Linked DNA regions of Homo sapiens: region 2 is linked to region 1. Evidence: read pairs that join two places in POLR2A ChIA-PET (ENCODE). Cell type or tissue: K562. All regions are shown on one strand.

Region 1 (2,500 bases):
GAAGTGGTGGTTGCAGTGAGCCGAGATTGCGCCACTGCACTCCTGCGTGGGGGGACAGAGTGAGACTTTGTCTCAAAAATAAATAAATACTTTGGGAGGTGGAGGAGGGCAGATTGCTTGAGCTCAGGAGTTCGAGAGGGCAACACAGTGAAACCCTGTCTCTACTAAAATACAAAAGAAATTAGCTGGGCTTGGTGGTGGGCGTCTGTAATCCCAGCCACTCGGGAGGCTGTGGCTGGAGAATTGCTTGAACCCGGTAGGTAGTGGTTGCAGTGAGCTGAGATCACGCTACTGCACTCCAGCCTGGGAGACAGAGCAAGACTCCAGCTCAATGAATGAATGAATCAATCATCAATCGATCAATCCTCTCAGCCTGTTTTTTCTACTTTTTTTTTTTTTTTTTGAGATGGAGTTTTGCTCTTGTTGCCTAGGCTGGCGTGCAATGGCATGGTCTCGGCTCACTGCAACCTCTGCCTCCCAGGTTCAAGCAATTTTCCTGCCTCAGCCTCCTGATTAGCTGGGATTACAGGCGTGCGCCACCACGCCTGGCTAATTTTGTAATTTTAGTAGAGATGGGGTTTCACCATGTTGGCCAGGCTGGTCTGGAACTCCTGACCTCAAGTGATCCACCCGCCTCAGCCTCCCAAAGTGCTGGGATTACAGGCGTGAGCCACTGTACCCATCCTTTTTCTACTTTTTTCTTACCCAAACATACCATTTTCAGAAAGGCTAGTATAGTTCTCTTCCCCCACCATGGCATGTGCATTTTAAAAATAGCTTTATTCAGGTACAATTGATGTACGGTGAAACTGCACGTATTTAAGGTAAACAGGGCTGGGTGCAGTGGCTCAAACCAGTATTCCCAGCACAGTGCTTTGGGAGGCCAAGGAAGGCAGATTGCTTGAGCTTGGGAGTTTGATATCAGTCTGGTCATCATGGTGAAACTCCATCTCTACAAAAATGCAAAAATTAGCCAGTCATGGAGGCATGTGCTTGTAGTCCCAGCTACTCAGGAGGCTGAGGCAGGAGGATCACTTGAGCCGAGGAGGTAGAGGTTGCAGTGAGCTGAGATTGCACCACTACACTCCAGATGGGACGACAGAGCCAGACCCTGTCTCAAAAAAAGAAAAAAAAGTAAATGGTGTAATGAGTTTTTACATATGTATACACTACAGCTAAGGTAAGGAACATACTGATCACTCCAAAAGTTTTCTACCTTTTGTAATACATCTCTCCCTTTCTATTCCCGCAGGCAACTCCTAATCTGCTGTCTGTCATTATGGATTAGTTTGCAATTTCTAGAATTTTATATAAATAGCATCATGTAGTATATACATATATTTTTTTGTCTGACTTCTTTCATTCTGCCTAATTAATTTGAGATTTTCCATGTTATTTGTGTATCAATATTTCATTACCTTTTATTGTTGAGTAGTATTCCATAATATGGATATATTGCAATTTAAAAAATTTCTTCTGCTGATAGACATTGGATTATTTCTAGTTTTTGGCTATTCAAATAGAGCCAATATGAACATTCACATAAAAGTTTTTGTGTGGACATGTGTTTTCATTTCTTTTTTCCTTTTAAAACAATTTAAACAATTTATTATTATTATTATTTTTGAGATGGGATCTTGCTCTGTAGCCCAGTCCAGAGTGCAGTGGTGCAATCATTGCTTACTGCAGTTTTAACCTCCCAGGATCAAGAGATGGTCCCACCTCAGCCTCTGAGTAGCTAGGACCATAGGCATGCACCACCACTCCTGCCCGTTTTTTTTTTTTCTTTCTTTTTTCTTTTTTTTTTCTTACAGAGACAGGGTCTCTCACTATGTTTCCCAGGCTGGTCTTGAACCCCTGGGCTCAAGCTATTCTCCTGCCTCGGCCTCCCAAAGTGCTGGGACTACAAGTGTGAGCTACTGTGCCGGGTCTCTTTTCATTGTTTTTGTGTATATGCCCATAAGTAGTGGAATTGCTAGGTTATATGGTAACTCTTTTGAGGTTTTCTAAAGCAGCTACACCATTTTACATTCTCACCAGCAGTGAGAATGAGAATTCCAGTTTTTCTGCATTGTCGCCAACAATTGTTATTACCTCTTTTATTTTATTTTTTTTATTGTTGTTTTGAGACAGAATTTTGGTCTGTCACCCAAGCTGGAGTGTAGTGGGCATGATAGCTCACTGCAGCCTCAAACTCCTGGCTCAAACTATCCTTCCACCTCAGCCTCCCTAGTAGCTAGGACTGCACCACCATGCCCAGCTAATTTTTATTTTTTAAATTTTTTGGTAGAGATGGGGTCTTGCTATGTTGCCCAGGATGGTCTGGAACTCCTGGCCTCAAGCGTTTCTTTCTCCTCGCCTCCCAAAGTGTTGGGATTACAGGTGTGAGTCACAGCTCAGGCTGATCTCTGCTTTTTGAGTAGAGCTATTCTAGTGAGTATAAAGTAGAATTTTTTTTTCTTTGAGATGGAGTCTTGCTCTGTTGCCCAGGCTGGAGTGT
Region 2 (2,500 bases), 200 kb before region 1:
CGCCACTGCACTCCACCCTGGGTGACAAAAGCGAGACTCAGACTCAAAAAATAAAGAACAAAATCTTACACAAAAACCCCTGAAATCAGGAAGTGGTGTTTACACACACACACACACACCTTTTTTTTCAGTTTTTGGAGACAATGTCTCACTTGGTTGCCCAGGCTAGATAGGCTGGCATGTAGTGGTGTGATCACAGCTCACTGTAGCCTCAACCCCACAGGCTCAGACGATCCTCCTTGCCTCAGCCTCCCAAATAGCTAGGACTGTAGGCATGTGTTATCACCCCCAGCTAAATTTTAAATTTTTTTGTAGAGACTGGGGTCTTGCTATGTTGTCCAGGCTGGTCTTGAACACCTGAGCTCAAGCAAACCACCCACCTTAGCCTCCCAAAGTGCTGGGATTACAGGCCTAAACCACCTCACCAAAGCCTGTATTTTTTCTTGATGTTAATAATTTGAAACTTGTATTCAATTTTAAAAATAATGTTAATTTGGGGAAAACTATTTAATAATACTATAAATTAGGGCAACAACTCTTCAACCTCTGCCAACAAGACGCCTCGCAAACCACTTTTTTTTTTTTAGATAAGAGTCTCACTCTATCACCCAGGCTGGAATGCAGTAGACCAATCGCGGCTCACTGCAACCTTGGCCTTCCAGGTTCAAGCGATCCTCCCACCTCAGCCTCTCAATTATCTGGAACCATAAAAGTGTGCCACCACACCTGGATAATTTTTTGTATTTTTGATAGAGACGAGGTTTTGCCATGATCCCCAGGCTGGTTTTGAACTGCTGAGCTCAAGCGATCTGCCCACCTCGGCCTCCCAAAGTGCTGGGATTACAGGTGTGAGCCACCGTGCCCAGCCGCAAACCAGTCGTAAGCACAAGATTACTGATCAACCAAAATCAAAGTCTAGTAATTAATATCGTTACCTTTCCCTTCAAATATGTAAAGACAAATGGCAACTGCAAAACTAAAACTAAATTATAATGAGGACCAGAACTTTTAACATGTTTCAATTCTATACATTTTAAGTGTTTAGAATAAAAACTCATAACTTCATCTAAGATTATTCTAACAAGTTAAAGCTCACCCACAAACTGTAATTAAGTTTTTGGTGGAGAAGGTGGAAGGTGGAAGGGATAAACTCTGTCTTTCCCTCAGATAATTACATTGTCTACATGTGTAATTATCAATTTGCAACTAGAACCTAGGACCTGCCTGTTTTAAAATATAATTTTAAACAAAAGTGTGAAGGAAAGTTTTTAAAATTACACCAAGATAAGAGAACTTTGGAGAATCAAAGCAAGTGTTTCTCAGTAATTAGTTGCCATTCTAAAGACAAATATCTTAGAGTTCCCAGCTTTCTCTAAAGATCCTGGAACAGGGTGCAGCTAGACACATATCAAAATCTGATTAACAGCAGAAAATATTCTGTGACTTCAGTCCACCACCAACTAGCCTCTGAGTCATCCTACTAGAATTCACTCTAGCCTCTGACTATTATGAGAAAATTATCATAACCCAGTTGTTCCTCATCACAAAACCAGGGGCCTATATGCATGTATTCACCCCTGGTCAAAACATATCTAAAACGGCTGGGCGCGATGGCTCACGCCTGTAATCCCAACACTTTGGGAGGCTGAAGTGAGTGGATCATTTGAGGTCAGGAGTTTGAGAACAGCCTGGCCAACATGGTGAAACCCCATCTCTACTAAAATACAAAAATTAGCTGGGCATGGTGGGAGGCACCTGTAATCCCAGCTACTTGGGAGGCTGAGGCAGGAGAATCACTTGAACTCGGGAGGTGGAGGTTTCAGTAAGCCAAGATCAAGCCACTGCACTCCAGCCTGGGCAACAGAGCAAGACTCTATCTCAAAAGAAAGAAAGAAAGAAACACATATCTAAAACTTCTGGGACAGATACAACAAACAAATAGTCATACACCGGTTTTTTAGATCTTTGGAGGTACAGAAGGTGGCAGGAAGAGTAGGTGGGAAAGGTGGGTAAGTGGCAGCTTGAAAGCTGGCTTTCGGTTAGCAATTACCTTGAAATAAAGCTCAAACAAACCAAACATAGAGAAATATGGATAGTTCCAAAGCTGCGGGCTGTGATGAACTTGAATTTAGCATTTTTATTTCTTTTAAAAGCTTGCAGATGACCATGAAAAGTTCAGATCTCAGTCATTTTTTGATAAAAATATTCAGTCTGTCTCTGGATTTGCTCTGAAGCATAACTAAATTTAAGTGTCTAGCCCAGTGAGGCTGCACATTCCTGTAATCCTAGCACTTTGGAAGGGTGAGGCGGGAGGACTGCTTGAGGCCAGGAGTTCAAGACCAGCCTGGGCAACAGAGCAAAACTCCCCCTGCCTCTTAAATAAATGAATAAATTTAATTGTCTAGTTAGCCTTTACCCTAAGTGCAACTGCAAAAACTCCAAGATCTTCCAAGACTCAATCTGAGCAATAGCATGAGCTTTGAGCTGCCCCCACTCCCAA

What was found. Peaks named below come from ENCODE experiments on the same cell type or tissue, not always from the same donor. Only the 100,000 strongest peaks of a DNase experiment are listed, where the experiment ranks them.
Region 2: POLR2A ChIA-PET joins it to region 1 with 5 read pairs; 4 of 35 experiments call an interaction of 5 or more read pairs at or near these places.

What each region holds. Positions count from the first base shown.
Region 1 is chr14:73,441,499-73,443,998 of GRCh38, reverse strand. The region is part of intron 1 of NUMB (NUMB endocytic adaptor protein); the gene reads left to right. Among named protein-coding and RNA genes, the nearest start is that of NUMB, 16 kb to the left of the region's middle. In K562, no CTCF peak of the experiment used is centred here; no DNase peak of the experiment used is centred here.
Region 2 is chr14:73,638,831-73,641,330 of GRCh38, reverse strand. No RefSeq gene overlaps it. Among named protein-coding and RNA genes, the nearest start is that of DNAL1, 4.9 kb to the left of the region's middle. RefSeq lists an enhancer at 1,755-1,924. In K562, no CTCF peak of the experiment used is centred here; a DNase peak (open chromatin) is centred at 1,490.